Linked DNA regions of Homo sapiens: regions 1 and 3 are each linked to region 2. A link is a loop called in an ENCODE intact Hi-C map of the cell type or tissue named here. Cell type or tissue: CD4-positive, alpha-beta T cell. All regions are shown on one strand.

Region 1 (8,000 bases), 630 kb after region 2:
GCTGTTATATGACCCCATCCCACTGGGCAGCTGTCAGCATCACAGCGGACAAACGTTTTGACTAGAAATCCTGCTTTATTGTGAGAGGTTGCATTGGTATGAAAGGAACACTTTCATAAAAAGAGCCAATAGAGGACAGCTTGGGAAATTATAGACTTGCTTAATTAGTATGCTCCAGGTATTCTCATCAAATTTATTTTTCATACCTTTCTATAAATTGGAATAAAAAGCTAATAAATCACTTTCTCTTTCTGCTGCAGACAAGGAACATCATAGGTGATTCATTTTCTGTTCCTTCTTCCCCTGTATAAAATACAGAAGGTATTTTCAAGGACATTTTGGCACAGCTAGTGTTCACCTCCACACTACAAAAGCAGAATCGCTTCCTCTTTGCTTTTGGGCCAGAAATTATGCCTTAAGGTTGTGTACACCACAGAGTCACATATCTAAGAGGAAAGAAATTGAACCTTGGAAGTTCCTTTGGCAGCTTTCTTTTCTACCCTACCAGACTCTTTTATCTGTTTCCTTTTGACTTTCAGTCTATCAAATGTTTTATGTATGGGCATCCTCAAAGTAGGTACTTCCAGCCTTCCTTGGCAATTCAGAAGAGAAAAGGCATGTGCCCAAAAGGAAAGAGAGGAGTCCCCTGACATGTGATTGGTTTCTGGTTGTGTTCTCGGGTTGGCCCAGTTATCCACCACCTGTGCAATCCCATCCCACAGAGAATACATGGGAATGTAAGTATGGATCTCCTGTTGAAACTCCAAGAAGGATCTCAGGGAAGTAAGTTTCCTTCCTGTAAGGTGCAAGGAGATTCAGCCTGCTATATGGGGCACTGTAGGAGAGGAGGATGCTCAGGAAGGACTAATCAGGAAAGCAAGGGTGCTCACCCTGTGCCTGAGCTGCCTTGATTTTAATCTTGGACCACCAACCCCAGACACACCAGGAAGAAGACTGTCCAGCCTCCCAGGTTCTGAGCGTTCCACAGAGCTGACCTGGATACTGACATGACCACTGCGGCACAACCAACATACCCCCAACCCCACTGGGTTCTGCTACCCCAAGCCCTGATCCCTACATTCAGCAAACCTCAACCACGCTGTTGGTGTCTGTTCTCTGCTTAGCCTGCTCAGTGGAAAGAAGGTTTCTGTCCTTGTCGTATATGGGTGGGCTTTGTCAGAGGTTTGAGAAATCTCAAGAAATCTGGAGAATACAAGTTGGAGTAAACATAAGCAGCAAAGACAATAACATAGGAATCTGATTTCCTTTATTTAAGCTAAGATTAAATAAGTATATATCCAAATAGGTGTCTTTTATAGGTAATAAGGAAGTAATAAAAAGAAAACTATTTTTATACACACATAAATAAGTTGCCCTGCACTTTCATGATTCCCGTGGCTTTAGATTTACTCTTTTAACTTTTCAGTTTATTCTCTTATACATATTTTATACAAATTATTACCAGCTCAGATGTAACAAAAACTATAAGTGGTTTAGTATCATTCTTTGACAAGCTAAAAGCATAATACTTGAGTCATATATATTAATCTGCATAGAGATGTGTCAAAAAAACTAATGCACCTACTACTGTATTTCTTATAGCTAAGACTTTGCCAGTGAAAATGTCAGCATAAGTGCATTTAACAATGATCTCAATTTAACAAATTAACAACTGGCTAATACAGTCCTTTTTATAATTAATTTTTTCTTGATACTTATTAGATGTACCCATCTTCAGGGTAAAATTCTCTTTTAAAATAGCCTTAAAAATACAATCATTCCTTCGGTGACTTCACACATTTGTATTCTTCAGTTAAGATCGAGTTTTCTGAGCTTCTTTTGAGATAAACATCTCTCTGCATGTATCGCCATCTTAGTAAAAATAATATAATGATAATAGCAATAAAAAATTATGTGCGCATTTCTCCTTCCCGCCACCATTTCCACCACAATTTTCTTAATAAGTTCTTTATTTTTTTCTCAGTAATTATCCACAAGAAACCTGGGTAAAGGTAATGAAAGGAGGACCCATTCTCAGTGAGGACATAGAAGTTATAAATTATTAAAGAGATCTAGAGACCATTTTTTGGTCATGTTATTATTACTCAGAGATCAAAGTATATAACAAAGCACCTTTAAGCAAATATCATATTAACTTCAGAAATGTTTAACTTTGTTATCTGAAAAGATAGCCCACCAGAAAGTAATTCTACAGTTTGAAAGTAGCATGAAAACATTTTATGGGTACATGAGTGACTCAGAGACAATATATCATGTGGCGTAAATACACTTCTTAGAAAAATACCTATTTTACATCAGTGTTGGAGTGAAGTTCTGGACCTTAAGAGAGATTTGAATATATGGACACTAGAAGCATGTTCTCGCCCTATTGTCTTCACCAACTCTTTATGTTTTTGGAGAGATGAAAATAAGAGTAGAGGGGAGCGGAGTTAAATAAAATAGTGAAATATGAGGGGAGCTTTCAAAAATAGTAGATCTTTTTTATTCTCTTTATTTTCTCCCCTTCTTGAATGATGTCAAGGCACAAAGGCTCGGCGGGCTTCCTTCAGTGGACGCTCAGCCAGGGTTCACCCCTGCTCTGCTGGGAGAACTCTACACTTCCCCCCTCCCCTCAGCCCCTCACCCGCACCCGTCCTCCAGGCTCCTTGCCAAAGGCAGTGTGCTCGCAAGTGTAACCCCAGCCTGCCTGCCTCCAGAGCTGGGCAAATGTGTGAAGTGGCCAGCTTCAGTTAAGACCAAGCCGCTCCATAAAGCAGATATGTGCATCTTTAAACGCAAGATGACATAAAACTATAAACATAAAACACGATTATCCGTTATGAAAATGAAAGTAACCTATAGCAAAGGATTTTGTTCGCTTTAGGATACTTTAATGAGGAACTGTTTTCTAGAGGACTATACTTATATCCTGTATCTGCATAACTCAGTGAGGCTGATCTTCCCTAACCTGAAGAAAGTTTCACAGATAAGGTGAAACTATCATTATTTAATGGAAAGGGAATTGATCAGAATGCAAAAAGCAAGAAACCAGTCACGAACAGACTCTTGCACTTGAATTACACTCTTCCCAAGTCTGCACTGATGCAAAAGGCTCTAGTACCTTATTTCTCTGCATTATTAAACATACAGACAATATTTTGTAGCTTTTTACAAATGGAAAAAAGTATGTTTTTATTCCAGTTCCCAGTTCAGAACTTGCAGATGCAGAATCTGAGCTCAGCCTGGAACCCAGGAAGTGCATCACTCTGTTAGCCATTAAGAAAGTCAACAGTTTACAATCACAGTCATTTATTAGAGGTGTGTTCCATGACAGATGGGTGTCCAATATCTATTATTATTAATTTATAGCCAGTTCTGTCCAGGGCACTTGGCCTTTGGCTTCTTGCCTGACAGCACAATAGCCAGTGAGAAAGCAATGCTATTTGCCATTCTCCTCACTGCTGTTTATGTGTATTAAAAGAATCAGCTTCATTAAGGTGTGAATTATTTCACGTGAATGTTTTTTCTGACTTCACCCTGATCTACCCGCAAAGCACATCACCTCCAAAGATAAACTAGCCCAGGGCCTCCGTCTGAAGTTGGCACCAATGATGCCACCTTGTGGGCATGAACCCCTCTCCTGAAAATACTGGCTCCTTCCAGCGGGCTGCATGCCAGCCTTCCAGTGGCTCTGGAAAACCTGCTCCCCCCTGCTTTGAAAGGTTATTGTCAGCTGCCCACCCTGCAGCCACATCGCACTCCCCCTGCAACACCCGGCCTGTTGGCCTTTGGAAGGTGGCACGCAGCTCGATGTGGTAGCTTGAGTTGAGCAATGCAGCCTCGTTCCAGGCTCTGCCCGGTTTCAGCCCGGAGAGGCACAAATCGCTTCCAGGAGGCCTCGCATATGATTAGCGGGAGCCAATGAGTATCCTCGAAAAAGGCAGCAGTTGCCAAAACAGCAGATGTGTGTGAAGGCTGCATTGGTTCATCTGGTGACCTCCAGAAATCAGTGCAAGATTTATATTCCTGATTATAGACTTTTCTCCTAATTTAGTCATCCTTCTCTCCATTAAAAAAATGAAGTTATGATTGCAATTTAAAATCCAATGTTACTTTACAAAGGGTGTCATCATTTTTGAGTTTTTGCAAACCACAATTTAGATGTTCTCGAGATAGGTTTGCAACATACACACACACACACACACATACACACACAATTTTACAGAGATATCCCAAATTATGGAGCTCAGAGCAATTTTTAAAAATGTACTTTGGTTGGAATTTGGTGCTCATTATAACTTAGAAGTTGTGAAAAAAAAAACTAGAGTCGACTGGAAATTTATGTGCTCATTGGATAATCAGCATCGAGACAAGAGACTATGAAAGAAATTGGATGAGTAGGCAGGCCATATTGCAGTGGTTAATTGTTGGAAGTATTTGGTTTTTACAGTAGAATATTGTTTGGGGCATGGGGATTTTCTTCTGTGACTTAAAAAAAAAATCCACAACGCTTTCTGAAACGCTGTAGTAAAGGGATAGGTTGTTCTCTCTTTTCCGTAACAATTCCCTGGCTTGCCTGTGGCACCCCTTCACATGAGTTCAAGATTTCTGTAGATGCTTTCATCAGCCCCATCAAAATGAAAACAATTCTTGTCAATTTGCCTTGACAAATGAAAACACAGGTTTCCTGTGTCTCTCAGATGGGTTTAGCCACAGCAATACATGCAAAAAAGAACGAGTGTCATTCACTGTCAGCCTAGGCATTTTCTCTTGCATTTAAACAACTTAAGATGGGCCCTAAATATACCTTCCCATGTTCTCTGCGGGGCTCTACGTCCAGAGATAGCAGGTGGTATGCGTGCATTTGTGCAAGAGGTCCATGTTGAATTAGGTCCATGTTGAAGTATTATGACACAGATTTTCTTGACGTGTCATGCCAGGAATTAAATCTGAGTTGTTTCTTTGGAACTTTTTAAAAAAAATGTTTAATGAGAAGCAAATGAACTAAGTGGAATGAGATTGTTTTTGATGTTAGCACTTAAGTTACTTTGATGTTACTGCCATTACTACAAAGTTCAGTAGATTTTAATCAGAAAGCCTACATAGCCCTTATGCAAAGAAAGCAGTATCTCCTTGCTAGGTCAAGGAAATAAACTAAAAATGCGTTTGGCAAGAATTCCCCTAGTAATGCCATATACGACTGTGGGTCCCAACACAAACCTAGTTATACAGAACACGAACCAAATGTCCACAAAGAGATAACTCCAAACCAGATATTTTCTGATCCAGAAAAATTTGTTGTCAGGGACTTGACTGTGTATGAAAGGAATGTTGTTTTGTTTCAGAACCAAAAATTTCCGACAAGATAGAGCATGAGCTTTCTGAAAAGAGAGAGCTTTTTGTTTTTTGCTCACAAACGTGCTCAGACATAGCTTTCCTTTCAGCTAATTAAGCTGTTTTAAAGCAAACTGGTCAAACAGTGACATCTTAGTGGGGAGCCTTGGAGTCAATTGCATGATATAGAAGGCAGGACACTTAAAGGGTGACTTCTGCTATTGTGTTCTCTAGCTGAATATTTTCTACTTGGTCAGTGCTGCCAGAGTGACCTCATACAATTGGGAGAATTCAAAGCCACTGACCTTAAGAGATGCCATTAAGAAGGCAACCACAGAAAGAAATTTCATGGTCAGGAGCCAGACTTACTCTCTCCTACCATGTCCTGATGCTTACAATATTTTATATGTATGTTTTCTTCCTGTCATTAGCATACTGTTAAAACAGCTAAATAAAAAGACAACAATGTAAATAATTATTCTTGTGTTAATATAAAACTCTCAGCCTTTTTCGTAAGAGTACTATTCAGAAAAAAGCCAACATCTCGAGTAATGATGGTTGCTTTAAGAGAATATAGTGGAATACCTATAACACATTTCTCTTAGCTAAGTGCACAGTAAGGAGGATGGACTCCTTCCACTGTTGAATGTTATTTAAATGATATGTAACACCCATTGTCTTTTGCAACCAATGGACATAAATTTGGTGTTTTTGCCATCTGTCATTTTCTCATGCTGAAGCAAAAAAAAATTAAATTTTCTATAAATAATTGCAAGATTATTAAAAATGCTTGTCCTTCTTATTTCTTCTATGGAACTCCAGCACATTGAATCAGTCAGTAGGCTAAAAACAGGTATTTTAAAATCCTGATGATGTTAAAGGAGGTTTTGTTTTCCCCATTAATAGCAAATGGCTCATTCTTTTTTGCCACGTAGCATGGTGTTTTTACTTTAGTAAAACTAATTGCAACTAAAATGCATTAAGATAAGTGTCTTCCCATAGAGATCAGATGCTACTTGTTTATGTAGGAGACTTGTGCAAAAGGAACTAAAGAAAATTGTTAAAAACAGAAGGAGGAATGATTAAGTAGTTACTTTTCAAGTCTTCTTCACAAGAGATGTCACACTCAAGCCAATAGTTTTTTAAAGGAGGTTCTGTGTTTTTCTTTGACTTTTAAACACCAACTATACCAAAAATGAATGATCCACAGAAACAGATCATCTGGCTAATAAGGAAAGGGGATGGTGTATACCAGCATTCACTAGGTGTCTATGGCTGAGAGGAATATTACCGAGAACAGTATCATTGAGAGCATTGTTGTATTGTGATTAAGGGAGAAGCTTCGAGAGCCAAATTACCTCCGTTCTGTTTCCACTCCACCACCTCTTGCTGCTTAGGCAACATAAGTGACCTCCTAGCTCCTTGGTTTCCAAACCTGAGAGAGGAGACTGACAAGGATTCCCTATAAAATAGGAACTCTTGTCTTATAAGTGAGCATTGAATGAGTTAAGTGTCTGGTACATAGGAATCACTCTGTAAGTATTGGTAATTATGATTAGTGTGTGCCAGGCATTATGCTAAGAACTTTACACACATTATTACCCTCAGTCTTCACAAAAATCCTATAAGGACTAGATCATTCTCTTCTTTTTAAAGCTGAGAGAACTGAGTTTCATAGAATCTAATGAATTGCTCTACTGTCATGGAGCTCAGATTTTAACCCAATTTGCCCGACTAAAGTGTGTATGATTCCATTATATTTTACTATTTCTCAAATATATATCAAAACAGATATTTGTGTGTTAGTGTGAAAATATAAAAAAGCAGAAAGAAGAAATAAACACCCAAAATTCTTTCTTCATTGAGCAGCACTGAACATTTTGACAGATTGCCTTTTATATGAATAAAAAGTGCATCATTTGTGTACAGCACAACCATCTTCATGTATAACGGAATCACTTGACCACATTTACACAGCTATGCTGTGGAAAGACGGAATCCAGTGATAAGACTACTGTACAACTGACATAAAGTTCAAGAAAATGAAGGCCTTTGACTAACTATTGACACTTCCCAGTGGTTTGAGTAAAAATCGGGTCCAGGAGGAGACAGCTATGGTGAGATGCACTGCCTGGCCCACGTTGTGCACTGGCCCCAGATCTCCATCTCGGTCCTGGGATCACACTGCAGATCCAATGGCATACAGCAAAGGAGAACCCTACCAGGCCCTCACGCTACCCAGAAACGGTGACAACACATCATTCTGGCAGACAGGCTGCTCAGATAAGGTGAACAGAGGGAAAAGCACAGTCCTTGGAACCAAGCAGACCCAAGGACAGGCTCCAGTTCTGCCATTGAATAGCCATGCATGTGACTTGCTTGTCGAGTCAGTTTTCCTATCAAAAAATGGAAATAATTTATATCTTGCAGGATGGTTAGGAAGATCAGAAAAAAAATTACACAGAGTTAGACTCAGGGAAACTGCTCTATAAGTAGCAATCAATAACAATAATTTGTAACAACCATTTAAAACATGCGTTGAGTGCCTACTTCCTGCCTACCCTATTCCAGGTGTTCCAGATGTTCTCACCCACTGTTCAGATGACCACAGTGATCTATCTGTCTCTGGAGAATGGTGTCATCTCCAAGTTTAGAGGCAAAGTCTT
Region 2 (8,000 bases):
CCAGCCTGGGTGACAGAGCGAGACTCCATCTCAAAACAAAACAAAACAAAAACAAAAATTAGCCAGGCGTGGTGGCACATACCTGTAATCTCAGCTACACAGGAGGCTGAGGCAGAGAACTGCTTGAACCCGGGAGGTGGAGGTTGCAGTGAGCTGAGATCGCGCCACTGCCCTCCAGCCTGGGCCACAGAGCGAGACTTCATCTCAGAAAAAAAAAAAAAAGAAAGATTAACACTGGCGTGCCTCAAAAATGACTTCCCTTAAATGTATGGTGCATGATAAATGCAACACAGCGGGTAAAAGATTAATGTGCGGAATACAGCCTACGGCTTTTGATGACTGTGACTCACCTTTGTACCAGTTGCCCAGACTGGTGGCTACTAGTCCTCGGTTTTAGAGGAGAAAAATGAGTGAAGAATAAGTGACATGTTCCTGCACATTTATCAGATGCCTCGGACCACTGTCCAGGTGGCCCTGAACAGGAACAGTCATGCTCTCAGATGAACCTGGCCCTTTTTAGTCAGCATGCCATTCATATAGCAAACTTGGCATCCACCAACTCTTCTTTTATGGGAAGAAGGTTTTGAAAGGTATATTAGTTGTTCCCACCCAGGTGTGAACCACAGTGACTCCCTCATCAGCCCTGCACCTGTCAGAGAACTTCATACAGCTTTTCTGCTTCTTACTCAGCCCAGGGCCTCTTTTCAAGCACATACCTCTAGGCTCTTTCGTTCTTCCTTTACAGCAGGCTCCGGTGACTCAGTCCTCCTTATCTTTACTGTCCCTTGAGGGCCAGGTCCCCTCCTTCCCCACGTTCCCTCCCTTCCTAGTCATCTCAGAAGATAAGTCATTAGGTCCTTTTGATTTTAAAGGAATTATTGCTTATCACAAATATGTAAGACAAGTAACAAATATAATACAGATAACAAAAATTAGCATAGTACAGAGTTTCTAGAATCCTAACAAAAGTTTGTATAATTTTGGTCCAGCTTATGGTTTGTGCTTCTGCCTGTGATGGGGAATGGAAAATTCTGCTTTTAGCCAATTCCCAAGACCAAATTCAATAGCAAAAATCAGATAGTCTCCCACTCCCCGCAATGTCTCCTAAGAGCCCCTCATTCCATCTGTGAGGTCTGACACACACTCCCTGGAGATCAAGATTGGTATCTAAAAACATCTGTTGCTCTCCCCAGTCCAAGATGAGGATATTTTGGTCCAGAGAAGTAAGAAGTTTCCTCATCTTTGGACTGCGGAGAGTAACAAATGTTTTAGAATGGCTGTGAACTCTGGGAATAACAACATTAGTTTTCTTTCTCTTTCCTTTCTCTGGAGCATATCAAAACCACTCTGTAATGGTCACCCTAAAACGACACAATCATAGAATCGAACTGTTTAGGGTTTCTAAACAAAGAGTGCCACAGAACTCAGAGTTAAAAAGCCAAGCAAGCCGGGCGCGGTGGCTCACACCTGTAATCCTCCCAGCACTTTGGGAGGGTGGATCGCCTGAGGTCAAGAATTTGAGACCAGCCTGGCCAACATGGGTGAAACCCCATCTCTACTAAAAATACAAAAATTAGCTGGGCTTGGTGGTGGGCGCCTGTAATCCCAGCTACTTGGGAGGCTGAGGCAGGGGAATCGTTTGAACCAAGGCGGCAGAGGTTGCAGTGAGCCTGCATTCCAGTCTGGCAACAGAGTGAGACTCTGTCTCAAACAAACAAACAAACAAACAAACAAAAAGAAAGCAAGCAGAGGGAAACAGCAGGTGATTCAGGCTAATGAAAGCACTGAGAACCAGACTTGCACCCAATTCCCCAACCCTTATTCACTTCAACATGTGCGCCAAAGGAAACACCCGTCCCACCCCTCCTTATACCACAGAGAGTGCTCAGAGTTGGTTGTTGGAATAACTGGACTTTAATTCCACGTCTGCCATTAGACCAGCTAAGGGACCCTCAGCAAGTGCCCCAGGCTGGGTCTGGTGCTTACCTGGAACCTGGGGCAGTGAGCCAATTGTCTTCCTCATGCTAATATTCTATTCTCTCACGTTTGCTCAAAGCTATGTGTAGAGGTAGGTTAAGTCAATGCATTAACTATGTAGCAAACACAATGTCCATAACGTCTACCTTCTCGTAACAGGGAAAATAGAGATTGCTTTAAATAACCAAATATAGATGGGGCAAAAGGGGCTGGGGAGGCAGACAGGGATTCAGGGCCAGGGTAGAGGTTTTGGACTTTAATCTGAGGACAAGGGAGGCTCTTGAAGGACTTAAAGACAGTAACGTGGTCAGATCTGTATTTTAAAGAGATCTTCTGGCTGCAGTGTGGAGACTATGTTGTGTATGTCTGTGTGTGTGTATGTGCATATGTTTGTGTCTGTGTGTGTAGGGAGGCAGGATGGGAAAGGAGGCTTCTAAACTAGGCCAGAGATGTTGGTCACTTGGACTAGGGTTACAGCAATGAGGCTGGGATGAAGGGGACAGGAAGGAGGAGATTAAGAGGCAAAGTTAAAGGGACTTAGTGCTGGATTGTGGGGTGGGTGGGGGGTAGTTTCAGGGAGGCCACCTAGAGTTTTGCTTTGAGGAGCTGGGTGGTGGTAATGCCATTTCCTGACATAGGGTGTGTGTGTGAGTGTGAGTGCACACTTGTGAGTGTGGTGATATGTGGGGGCTGGTAATGAGAAAGTGGATGAATGAATTCCATCTTGGACCTGCTGGGTTTGAGGTCTAGCATCATTTGAGGAATCCAGATGGTTGAGAACTTTTATTAAATATCAACTGTGCATTTTGTGAGGATACACACCCCCGCTACAAGAATGGAATAGACATTTGCTTTGTTTATTGAGCAAATACTATTTTGATCTTTAAAAATAATCACCCTAACTTTTTTGTGTTGTGTTCTGTCTTTCCCAAAGTATTTGACTTTTGGCTACTCATGTAGGTTGACATCAACGCCACGACTGACCTGGGCAGTTCCCTCATGTTAATATAGCAGATCTTGAATCTGCACCAGCGACTTGAGAGAAAATCACTCTAAACACTCAAAACCACAGAAGTTCCTTCTCAGGACCTCAAACATGCCATAGGCCTACGTACCAAATTTGTTCTATACTTGGATTTTTCTATACTCAGTTTGGAAATAAAGTATGCCTCCTTCCTGGGAGAAATCACAGCCTTCAGGGAAAAGAGAAATATAGCTTTGGGCCTTGGGATTTAAATCACAATGTTAGATGGCATCCACTCTTGGTCGACTGAGGCTCCAACTGCATGGTTGTGTATTTTCAGGTATTTAAGTGATTTTTGAACGCTGCATTTCTTTGACTAGCTGAATATTTAAATTTGCCACAGGATGGCAGCATGATGTTATAAAAGAGAAGAGAAAAAAAACCTTTTAAAGCCCAGGTATTAATGAATAGAGGCCTGGAAAGCAAACATAACTGAGAATTTTTCTTCTTGTTCCTACAACTGTAAAGAAAGGAAGGAATAAAGTATGAGAGAAAGCAATGAAGTAAAAGATGAAAAAAGGGCTGGAGAAATTGAGGGAGGGAAAGCAATTTAAAAAGAAAGTAAAAGCAAAAAGAAAAACACTTCACCTCCAACTAGATCATATTTAACTAAAGAAAAGAACCAAGCTGCTGATGTAGGAAGTTTCCGAGGGAGGAAACCAGTGCTATAACCACATTTATTCACAGCCTCGATGTGTGAGTGCAAGACAGACATTTGACCTTCTTATGAAAGCAGTTGTCTCTTTGGGAAACTATGAGAATGAATTTACATTTACAAAGTTTTCTAGTCCCTTTAAGTAAGTCTTACATTAGCATAATTCCCAGCTTGCATTCAAAACTGATTTTTTTCAATATCCTTCAAAGAGGTCATTAATGTTGGTTTCCATGTTTACATTGTGTAGGGAAATAAGTGAAATTACTCAAGAAGGGAATAAACGGTATTCAGACACACATTGACAGCAATGGCTTCCTGTGATGGAAACGAGAAGGCTGCCTCCAGTTCAGCGCTTCCAGAAGTCTGCAAGCTGGGAAGAGATCTTCCAGAGCTGGCGGCTTGACTCTGCACTGACCAGCCACCACTTACGTGGGCTATTCTTCAGGTCCGTCACCAACTTGCTCTCTCCTCAGTCTAATTAATTTGACTTAGCAGGGAGTTCTGGGATGGGAGAGATCTTAGGAATGGTGATCGGTTTTTCAGCCTTGGCGATAATGACATCTTGGGCCAAATAATTCTTTTTTTAGGGGGCAGGGAGCTGTTCTTCTTATGGTAGGATATTTAGCAGAATCCCTGGCCTCTCTCTATCCGCTCAGTGCTAGTAACGTCCTTCAGTTGTGACATCCAAAAATGTGTCCAGACATTGCTGAATGTCCTCTGGGGAGCAAACTCCCCTCTTCCTCCATTTGAGAACCAGTGTTTTAGATAAACTCTAATTACAAGAATGAAGGAAATTCTGAAAGTTTTCTCTGTCTTACTGTCCTGTTTATGGGCAAAATTGTTATTGAATCATCAGAGATATGTGTGCTCTTCAAATCTATGTTGGAGATTTCCAAACATTAAATCCAGGCATAAAATGCCCTTATTGTAGCAAAGACAACGTTCTCTTATATGAATCAGAAAACAACATATGCTTATTATAAATATTCTGTTGGGCAAAAACTTACACAAAGCATCACAGGGGATGAAAAGCAGTAAGAATTTTTACAGAAATAAAAACAATTACGTTGTTAATTGCCAGGTACTTTTCTTATTCATCAAGATGTCCATGTTCTATTCATTTCATTTAAAGTTTGCAACATCTCTATGGAGAAATATTATTTGCATTTTATAGAGAAAAAAACTGAGGCTGAGAGAAGTTTAATCACTAACTCAATGTTACATTAATAGATAGCAAAACCAGATTAAAACCCAATCTTTCTAACACCAACAACTGTATGTGCTCTAGTACTGGCCACTAACCCTTGAAAATCTTACAATCTAGTTGGGGAAACAATACACGTACATAGGAAAGTTGTCCAATGTCATAAGGCAATAGATGATTTAATCCAAAAGCCATAAAAATTGTTAAGATGCATTGCTGTAGATAAGAGTGGTCTGAGAAATTATGAGGATATGATGGGTCTTGATCTGTATGTATTTAAAGAACCGAGGATTGGAGAGATGGGATGAGATGGGTTCTGTGGCATAAAGCGGCAATCTTCAATGGAACACTGGCCGCACAAGGGTGCTGCCGGAATAGGGTTTTATTATTAACTGCATGTTTGTTCCCCCCAAAATTTATATTTGAAACCGTAGCCCTAATGTAATGGTATTGGGAGAGGGAGCATTTGCGAAGTAATTATGTCAGGAGGTTGGAGCCTTCATTATGGGATTAGTGTTCTTATAAGAAGAGCTAGCACCATCCTCCACCCCCTGCTCCAACTCTTTGCCATATGAGGATACAATGAGAAGACCGCCATCTGCAAACCAGGATGCAGGCCGTCACCTGACACCAGATCCTCCAGCATATTGATCTTGGACTTCCCACCCTCTAGAACTGCAATAAATAAATGTTTGTTTTGAAGCCACCAGTCTGCAATCATTTGTTATAGAAGCCTGAACTGACTAATCAGATAAAGATGGCTACAAGGAGAGGAAGACCTATGTTGAGAAAGGAGAGTGATGCAGGCTAAAAAAGGAAGCTGACAACAGAGGGCAGGGGCCTTGAATACAACCCAGCGGTCATCAATTGGAAGGCCAAAATAATGTATTTTGTTTGGCTCAAGTTTTAAAAATTGGAAAGTTTGCGGGGGGAAGAATTTGGATTTCTGAACATTCTTGAACAAAAAGATGTGGCAACATCAGGCCTACATTCCTGAGTCTCGACTCTTGGCTGAAGCCAAGGAGGAGTTATTCTCATGAACGGGGTCTGGATTTTCCAGTTCACCAGTATCCACATCATGCCCTATTCTTTTACCCTCTTCTTTCTTCTCTTAATTATTTGCTTAGCCCCTCTAAGCAGTGGAATTTGCAATCTTCAGTTTAGAAAATAATGTTTATTAGAAATTAATCTGATAACACCAATTAAAAATCTATTTTTTATAAGTCTGCTAGAAATGAGAGACAAGAAACATTAAACATTTTTACCATATGTCCAAAGATGGTTATTAGGGTTTCCTTTTATTCCTGTCTTTTGTACTGAAATTACCCATGGTTTGTTCCACCTTTCCTGGGGCTATGCAGTGTAAACTTTTCATCACTGTTGTTGCTTGGCGTTGGAGTTGATGTTGATTTTCCCATCTTCATAAACTGTGAGCACCTCATCACTATGTCATTTCCTTCACTCAGGGCTGGTGTGTGACACCACCACAACAAATATTTTTGAGCGCCTACTGTGTTCCAGGCACTGTTCAAGAAATGTAGGCTATCATCGAATAAAACAGACAAACCTGAAGAGTTTATCTCAGGATAAGCTCTGGGAGTTTTATTCGGTGATAGCCCACATTCCCAGAACAGTGCCTGGAACACTGTGGGTGCTCAGAAATATTTGTTGTGGTGTTGTCACACACCAGGCCTGAGTGAAGGAAATAGTATGGTGCTGAGGTGTTCACAGTTTACAAAGGTGGGAAAATCAACATCAGCTCCAACATCAACATCAGCAGACAATAAGCAATGACTGTAATACACAAGTAAATTATATATGTTGGAAAATAATTTGAAAAAGGAAAAATAACACAGTGGGCTAAGAGGGCTGACAGTGGAAAACTGCCATTTTTAAGCAGGGCATTCAGCATCAGCCTCATTGAGAAGATGACATTTAAGCAAAGACTTGAAGGAGGTTGTCGTGGGAAATTACCTCAACAAGATGGGAATCTCCAAGTACCAGGCAAGCTGTTCTGTCATGGAACAGAGGCTCACAGACCAAATTAGGATGTTCAAATCATGCAGATTATCAAATCAACCTAAAACACATGATGAGAAGCAAGAGGAAAGAAATGCTGTAAGTTAACATATGAAATACTTGCAATGAGGTAGAAGCAGGTAGAACCCACAGTATATGAATGCTGGCTTACACATTGTTAATATACTCTTCCTATTTCTTTTTGTCCCCCTCCTGTGTTCCCTTCTCTCCCCTAGCCTTCCCCCCGATGGTGAGGATATAAGGACCAGACTTGGAGCTCAGCAGACAGAGGTGCCTATGGCCAATGCACACTTGCTTTATTAGAGAGACTCAGCACCAAGCACTCCTGGTCAATAGCTGTGGCTCATATTATTAGCCTGTTGAGCAGCTGGGAGCTTTTTCTGATTCTGCTGGGCGGAACACATGTGGCGTCAGAGGAAGGACCACAATACATATCATCCATGGGCAAGCAGTTTGGGGTGACACAGCTGTCAGCCTGGAGGTGGTATGATCCATACCTTACCATTGGTTCTTCTATCCCTTTCTTTATAGAGATAGCTCTCTTGATTATTTTGTGGTTTACAAATCCTATATCTCATTCATTATATCTCTCTTTAACATGTCTTATAAGGTACATACTATATTTAACAAATCTTAGAAATTTCATCCACCCCATTGTTTTTCTCATCTTTTAGAGCAGAATTCAATATTCTCAAGTAGTGAATAATAGTAAACACACTTTACAGAGGGGAAAGAGTCAGCTATGAGAATATCAAGGCTAAGAGTGCACCAGTCAGAAGGATTAGCAAAGGCAAGAATATACCTGGTGCATCTCCAGGACAGCAAGAAAGGCAATATGGCTGGAGTGGAGTCAGTGGGTGAGTGGAGATTAGTAAGAGAGATGGTCAGATTTTTCTGGACCTTATGGCCATTGTAAGAACTGTGTAATAACAAATTTATCCTTCACTGGGTTATATAGTTGACCTTTGAACAACACGAGTTGGACTGCGTGAATCCACTTATATGCAGATTTTCTTCCACTTCTGCCACCCCTGAGACAGCAAGACCAACACCTCGTTTTCCTCCCCCACCCCCCAGCCTCCTCAATGTGAAGAAGATGA
Region 3 (8,000 bases), 91 kb after region 2:
CAAGTTCTAAAATTGAGGGAGTAATTAATAGCCTATCAACCAAAAAAAAGCCCAGGACCAGGAGGATTCACCACCGAATTCTACCAGAGGTACAAAGAGGAGCTGGTACCATTCCTTCTGAAACTATTCCAAACAATAGAAAAAGGGGACTCCTCCCTAACTTATTTTAAGGCCAGCATCATCCTGATACCAAAAGCTGGCAGAGACATAACCAAAAAAGAAAATTTCAGGCCAATATCCCTGATGAACAACAATGCAAAAACCCTCAATAAAATACTGGCAAACTGAATCCAGCAGCACATCAAAAAGCTTACCCACCACGATCAAGTTGGCTTCATCCCTAGGATGCAAGGCTGGTTCAACATATGCAAATCAATAAATGTAATCCATCACATAAACAGAACCAATGACAAAAACCACATGATTATCTCAACAGATGCAGAAAAGGCCTTCAACAAAATTCAACACCCCTTCATGCTAAAAACTCTCAACAAACTAGGTATTGATGGAACATATCTCAAAATAATAAGAGCTATTTATAACAAATCCATAGCTAATATACTGAATGGGCAAAAGCTGGAAGCATTTCCTTTGAAAATGAGCACAAGACACGGATGCCTTCTCTCACCACTCCTATTCAACATGGTGTTGGAAGTTCTGGCCAGGGCAATCAAGCAAGAGAAAGAAATAAAGAGTATTCGAATAGGAAGAGAAGAAGTCAAATTGTCTCTGTTTGCAGATGACATGATTGTATATTTAGAAAACCCCATCGTCTCAGCCCAAAATCTCCTTAAGCTGATAAGCAACTTCAGCAAAGTCTCAGGATACAAAATCAATGTGCAAAAATCACAAACATTCCTATACACCAATAATAGACAAACAGAGAGCCAAATCATAAGTGAACTCCTATTCACAATTGCTACAAAAAGAATAAAATACCTAGGAATACAACTTACAAGGGATGTGAAGGACCTCTTCAAGGAGAACTACAAACCACTGCTCAAGGAAATCAGAGAGGACACAAACAAATGGAAAAACATTTCATGCTCATGGATAAGAAGAATCAATATTGTGAAAATGGCCATACTGCCCAAAGTAATTTATAGATTCAATGCTGTCCCTATTAAGCTACCATTGACTTACTTCACAGAATTAGAAAAATTCTGAGCTTCTGCACAGCAAAAGAAACTATCATCAGAGTGAACAGGTAACCTACAGAATGGGAGAAAATTTTTGCAATCTACTCATCTGACAACGGGCTAATATCCAGAATCTACAAAGAACTTAAACAAATTTACAAGAAAAAAAAACCCCATCAAAAATTGGGTGAAGGATATGAACAGACATTTCTCAAAGGAAGACATTTATGCAGTCAACAAACATATGAGAAAAAACTCATCATCATTGGTCACTAGAGAAATGCAAATCAAAACCACAATGAGATACCATCTTATGGCAGTTACAATGGCGATCATTAAAAAGTCAGGAAATTCTGAGCATGGTGGTTCTACTTTAAATTTCATATGGAACCAAAAAAGAACGCATATAGCCAAGATAATCCTAAGCAAAAAGAGCAAAGCTGGAGGCATCATGCTACCTGACTTCAAACTATACTACAAGGCTACAGTAACCAAAACAGCATGGCACTGGTACCAAAACAGATATATAGACCAACGGAACAGAATAGAGGCCTCAGAAATAACACCACACATCTACAACCATGTGATCTTTGACAAACCTGACAAAAACAAGAAATGGGGAAAGGATTCCCTATTTAATAAATGGTGCTGGGAAAACTGGCTAGCCATATGCAGAAAACTGAAAGTGAACCCCTTCCTTACACCTTATACAAAAATTAACTCAAGATGGATTAAAGACTTAACTGTAAGACCTAAAACCATAAAAACCCTAGAAGAAAACGTAGGCAATACCATTGAGGACATAGGCATGGGCAAAGACTTCATGATTAAAACACCAAAAGCAATGGCAACAAAAGCCAAAATTGACATATGGAATCTAATTAAACTAAAGAGCTTCTGCACAGCAAAAGAAACTATCATCAGAGTGAACAGGCAACCTACAGAATGGGAGAAAATTTTTGCAATCTACTCATCTGACAATGGGCTAATATCCAGAATCTACGAAGAACTTAAACTAATTTACAAGAAAAAAAAAAAACATCAAAAAGTGGGTGAAGGATATGAACAGACATTTCTCAAAAGAAGACATTTATGCGGCCAAAAAACATATGAGAAAAAGTTCATCATCACTGGTCACTAGAGAAACGCAAATCAAAACCACAATGAGATACCATCTCATGCCAGTTACAATGGCGATCATTAAAAAGTCAGGAAATGCCGGGCATGGTGGTTCATGCCTGTAATCCCAGCACTTTGGGAGGTCCAGGCAGGTGGATCATAAAGTCAGGAGTTCGAAAGCAGCCTGGCCAATATGGTGAAACCCCGTCTCTACTAAAAATATAAAAATTAGCTAGGCATGGTGGCGGGTGCCTGTAGTGCCAGCTACTCAGGAGGCTGAAGCAGGAGAATCGCTTGGACCCCGGGAGATGGAGGTTGCAGTGAGCTGAGATCACACCACTGCACTCCAGCCTGGGTGACAGCAGAGTGAGACTCCATCTAAAAAAAAAAAAAAAAAAAGGAAACATCACAAGCTGGAGAGCATGTGGAGAAATAGGAATGCTTTTACACTGTTGGTGAGAGTGTAAATTAGTTCAATCATTGTAGAAGACAGTGTGGCAATTCCTCAAGGATCTAGAACCAGAAATACGACTTGACCCAGTAATCCCATTACTGGGTATATACCCAAAGGATTATAAATCATGCTACTATAAAGACACATGCACATGTATGATGTATGTTTATTGGGGCACTATTCACAATAGCAAAGACTTGGAACCAACCAAATGCCCATCAATGATAGACTGGATAAAGAAAATGTGGCACATATACACCATGGAATACTATGCAGCCATAAAAAAGGATGAGTTCATGTCCTTTGCAAAGCCATGGATGAAGCTGGAAACCATCATTCTCAGCAAACTAACACAGGAACAGAAAACCAGACACTGCATGTTCTCACTTATAAGTGGGAGTTGAACAATGAGAACACATGGACACAGGGAAGGGAACATCACACACTGGGGCCTGTCACGGGGTAGGGGGGCTAGGAGAGGCACAGCATTAGTAGAAATACCTAATGTAGATGATGGGTTGATGGGTGCAGCAAACCACTATGGCACATGTATACCTATGTAACAAACCTGAACGTTCTACACATGTATCCCAGAACTTAAAGTATAATAAAAAAAAATTTAAAAAAGACTCTGTCTCAAAAATAAATAAATAAATAAATAGAGCCTTATAACTCACTGTAGCCTTAAGCAGTTCTCCCACCTCAGCCTCCTGAGTAGCTGGAACTACAGGTGCCTATTCACTCTTACTGCTATATGATAATCCATTATATGAATATACCACAATATATTTCTCTTTTCTCCTGTTAATGAACATTTGGATCGTTTGTAGTTTGGAGCTATTATGAATACTGCTGAGATGAACATTTTAGTACCATATTTTGGTGAACATATGCATGCATTTCTGTTTTATGGGTGTATAGCTAGGAGTAGAGTGTATACCATTGAGTGTATACCTAGGATTGGAATTTTTGGATCATAAGGTAGGTATACGTCCTAATAAATATTGCTAAACATTAAAAAAAAAAGAAAAGATCCTTACTAAACGAAAGCAATAAGACTTTGTCTTGTATGGTGGATAAACTGAGAAATTAGAATACATACTTGGAATTTGGATATTAAAGAATAAAATAATTTAGCTGGCTCTGATAATGGTGGTTATGTTAAAAGGACATATTCTATTCAATTAGAGGTGCACACTGAAATATTTATGGGTATGAAGACACAATATCTGGGATTTGCTTTCAAGTAGTCCAGGAAAAACAAAAAAGAGGATGTGATAGATGAAACAAATTGGGCAGAACGTTGGTAATTATTGAAACTGGAGGATGGCTATAGAGTGGCTCTTTATAGTACTTGTCACTTTCTTATTAAAGTTTTCTACTTTTAAAAAGTTAAAAAAAAATTATAAATATATTTTTTAAAGTGTGATTCTAAAATCTGGCTGATCATCCAGATCACCCGAGGAGCTTAAAAAAGTAGATTCTGGGAGCTGCGCAGTCCTGCTGAATCAGTCGTCTGTGAGTCCATTTGTACTGGATGGGAGGTGGGGATGAAGGCTTGCGCATGGAGGAATGTGTTATTTTTTAATTTCCTGGTTCTGGCAGCCAGCACAGCCACGCTGCCTCCTCTGCTTTGTCTGACCCAGGAGATCTTACATCAGTCTTCCTTCCTGCCTGCCTACTTCTCTCTTTCCTGTCTTTCCCTCCTCCTCCCTCTTGTTTTCTCTTTCTTCACTTTATAAAAGTTTAGGGCAGGAAGCTTAAAAGGGCCACAGGGTCCTAGCATCCCTTTCCTCTTCCCATCAGAGGAAGAGTGTCTTCATTGTCAAGCGGGGGCTTGTGCTTGAGGACTGGGCCTGGACCTCATACAGTTATTATTTATGAAAAGCTGCCTTGCTACCATGGATGAGAGATGTGTGCATTGCTCAGGTGCACCTCAAAATAAAGCTGCTTAGGAAGCACAGTCTTAATATCCAAGCCTTTCTTTTTCTTTCAGCATTCATCAATTGAAAACATCACAATCTGTTCTTAAATAATTTATTTTTTAATGTTGACTCTTGTGAAAAGTTACATTTATTTAGAAAAACTTGAAGAAATCCAACAAAGAATAGGTGGCTTTCTATTAGGGACAATTAAATGTGCAAATTTCAAATACTTTTTATAATAAGTATAAATAATTACTTTTTTTCACATTAAGAATGGAAATAATGATCAACACAAAATATTAAGATATCAACTTTAAGAGAATTAGATGAAAACACTGAAGTTTATTTGGTATCTTTGGAAAGAAATTATAAAGATTCGTCTGGGAAAAACTTAGGGGGCTCTAAGGGGAAAGTGTGCCTAATAGTATGAGTAAAGGCTGTGTAGAGTTATGGATCACAAATATTTTCAGGCCATAAGTACAGACCCCCAAAATGGCAGCCTTTATCTCTGGGGAAAATGCATTTCCCCTCCTTTTTTTTTTTTCTTCTAGAGCAAATATGACAGCAACCACAAAGCACACAGAGAAACTGTAAGCCAGCAACAGAAAGAGATTTCCTCATACTCATGGTTACTGGCTTTTGCTGTCCCAATACCAGGGTACCATGGGATGCAGGGGACTTCCCAGCCCCCCCAGGACACAGTGTTAACAGAAAATAAAACCATCACAAAAGGCCACATCTTTCCCTGTGACCATTGCCAGTCTCATCCCTGCTCCTTCCCTATCTCATCTCCAAGGAGGTAGGACACTCAGAGGCATTAACAGAACACAGAGTATAGTTTTTTATTACATAGCTGGAGTTTCATAAGGAGAAGCACGAAACATCGATGAATATGTATGTATACCTTGGATGCAATTCCTTCTTTCCTGGGGAGGCAAGCAAAAGTGTATCAAAGAGGCCAATTTACTCCCTGTGGTCAGGAACTTGCCCACAGCCTGACTCAAAGCAAGGATGTTCTCTCAGGAGAACACTGTGGCATTTTCCCCAGAGCTGAAGAAATATCTTCACTTAAATAATCTTGAAGTTTGTAATAAAATAAATAAAGTGAATTACACAAAAAGGACTAGAGCTCCCTTTAAAAAGGCAGCTGGTTGAGTTTATGCAAGCAGTGTATACACAAGCTCATGCCCCAACAACAACCAGAAAACAGGTTATTATTATTTAGCCTTCCTATTGTACTTCTAGGGCAGCATTTCAATATAATTTAAAAAAATCCCTCATACATAATGTAAGGGTATATTATATATGTACACACTTTTACTCCTCAGTTCAAGCTAACTTCTTTAGAAGTAAAGACAGTAATAACCCAAAGAGTTACACGTCTTCCCAGTAAAATATTCTAATTTTTTAAAAGGTGCATATTATAAAGAGCAGCTTGTTTTTCTGTCAATGTGAACATGTTCAGTCTCAGCAGCCTCAGAATCACAGTCCATGGATGGTTCTGCATTTCTGCCGGGTCCTCAGGAAAGGAACCGGGCAGGTAGGGAAAAACCATGAACTACAAACACTCTCTGAATACGTCCATTTTCCCTGAGCTTCCTTGAGCTTCTTGCAGAGGGCCTCGCTGCCATGAGGATCTGGCTTCACATCTCTGAGAGATGCTGGGGGAGGGGAGGTGGAATGGCTCTGGCTTCTCCAACCCACGCGACTTGTGTGTCTTTTCCCTTTCTCAGCCAAGACGATGAAGCAGTCCTGATGCGCAGGGTGCAGGGGCCTCGGCCAGTCCCCGCACACCTTCCAAGTCCAAAGAAGTTCCTGGCCTCCTGCTTGGTAGGAGAGGAGGAACCTTGGGCTGAATCTGACATCATCCCTTGCCAGTTACAAGCTTTGCTTTCTAAGGCCACCTGGGAACACTCCCGGGTTACCAAACCTGAGCATCGTGGGCACCACGAAGAGCTTATCTTTCCTCTCCTGCTCAGACACCCTTAAGCCCACTGTTGCAGTGGCAGCTGAGGGGTTCAGAGGATAGCACCATGATGACTGACAGCTCGAGGCCCCACTTCTTGCAGGAGGTGACCCACCTGTTTCCGGTTAGCCATACATCTGCTTGAACTGAAAGCATTCGTTGCAGTAGCCGTTGCACTTGGCATTGCCAAAATGATCACAGGCGGGGGCCCGGCAACGCTGCTTGGGGGGGTCTTCGGGGGCAGGCTCACCCCGGTGGGCCCCAGGGCCCATCCTCTGGTTGGGATGCTGACACTCCATGCAGAGCTCCTCGCTGCGGCAGGCCAGGATGTTCTTGCAGGAGGCCCGGGCGCACTTGGGCCTTGAGGTGCTTTGTGTGGTTCGAGGCACATCTCTGCGCTGGCTCGATCTCTGAGTGGAAAGAACAGGCAGATCATTAAAAAGTCAGGAAACTATTGCTCACATTTCTTAGGGAGAGCACAATGAAATCTCATTGGAGAGTGTGGAGTCTACAAAGAGCTTTACCTGCCTGAGCAAGGGAACAGGAGAGCATTGCAGTCTATGAGCCAGAGCTCTCGAAGGATGTTTCTTTCCAGTCTCAAGGAAAGCTGACTTGGCCCCCAGGGAGGCTGAGGAAAACCGCCAAGCCTAAGTTGGCCTGCAAACTTTCCCTGGCTCTCTTCTGTTGGGACCAAAAACCACTGTTCTTACATAGCTTCCCTACCATTCTGTGAGCAACAGGCGACACACCTATCTGTCAAAGCTGGCTTTTCTGACGCGCCATTAGGTGGAGGCAGGCCCCTGGGAAGCTCTGTCTGTTCGCTCCTTATGATAAAGGATTATTTAAGAAGGGCTGCTTTTTAGATGTCTGTGCTTCTCTTACAAATCAAAGAAGCCTCTGATCACCATCTGGCTTTTTGGAGGCTTGAAGAAGTTTTATGCAATGGCTGTGTTTCTTTGTTTTTAAAATAAATTTGAAAGCATACTTGGAGCATGAAAATTGGAGGTAGCATTTCGGACCTGGGGAGCCACAGTGACATGGACATTCCCCTTCAGGTTCTGAATTAATCCTTTATCATGAGGAGACAGAACCTGGCAGAGAGGAAAGCCTGCTTGTCACTGTCGGTAGAAAACGCTCCAGCAAAAAGCATCGAACACACGGGAGGGAGGGAAAGCTCCTCCAAGTGTCTCACCAGTTGCTCTTCTGTCCTTTTGGCCTCATGAAATCTCTGATTCTGAGCTTCAATGAAACACTTCTGGCAGTATCCTTCAAACATGGTGCTTCCAAGGGTGCCGCATTCCCTCCCCAGGCACGGAATGGTGTTCTGGAACCTGGACGCTGTGGGACTGACTTTCCCTGAGGCAGCAGCAAAATCTACATGAGAATGGATGCTAGTT

Evidence for each region. Hi-C counts contacts between places; a loop is a spot of excess contacts. Peaks named below come from ENCODE experiments on the same cell type or tissue, not always from the same donor. Only the 100,000 strongest peaks of a DNase experiment are listed, where the experiment ranks them.
Region 1: a loop joins it to region 2, with 2.5 times the contacts of the local background. A loop is called at or near these places in 4 of 110 quality-filtered maps.
Region 3: a loop joins it to region 2, with 4 times the contacts of the local background. A loop is called at or near these places in 4 of 110 quality-filtered maps.

Annotation. Positions count from the first base shown.
Region 1 is chr6:137,337,707-137,345,706 of GRCh38, reverse strand. No RefSeq gene overlaps it. Among named protein-coding and RNA genes, the nearest start is that of IFNGR1, 120 kb to the right of the region's middle. In CD4-positive, alpha-beta T cell, CTCF peaks have their summits at 3,411 and 3,613 (motif pointing left); a DNase peak (open chromatin) is centred at 3,606; H3K4me3 peaks cover 860 bases.
Region 2 is chr6:137,971,183-137,979,182 of GRCh38, reverse strand. No RefSeq gene overlaps it. Among named protein-coding and RNA genes, the nearest start is that of SIMALR, 29 kb to the right of the region's middle. RefSeq lists an enhancer at 3,539-3,648. In CD4-positive, alpha-beta T cell, CTCF peaks have their summits at 3,092 and 3,293; DNase peaks (open chromatin) are centred at 3,342 and 3,672; H3K4me3 peaks cover 700 bases; H3K27ac peaks cover 2,339 bases.
Region 3 is chr6:137,880,048-137,888,047 of GRCh38, reverse strand. TNFAIP3 (TNF alpha induced protein 3) reads right to left here. Exons shown (of 9, transcript NM_001270508.2): 8 at 7,796-7,977; 9 at 4,736-7,013. The coding sequence ends at 6,729. Among named protein-coding and RNA genes, the nearest start is that of WAKMAR2, 16 kb to the right of the region's middle. In CD4-positive, alpha-beta T cell, no CTCF peak of the experiment used is centred here; DNase peaks (open chromatin) are centred at 4,297, 5,257, 6,567, 6,587 and 6 weaker places; H3K27ac peaks cover 2,759 bases.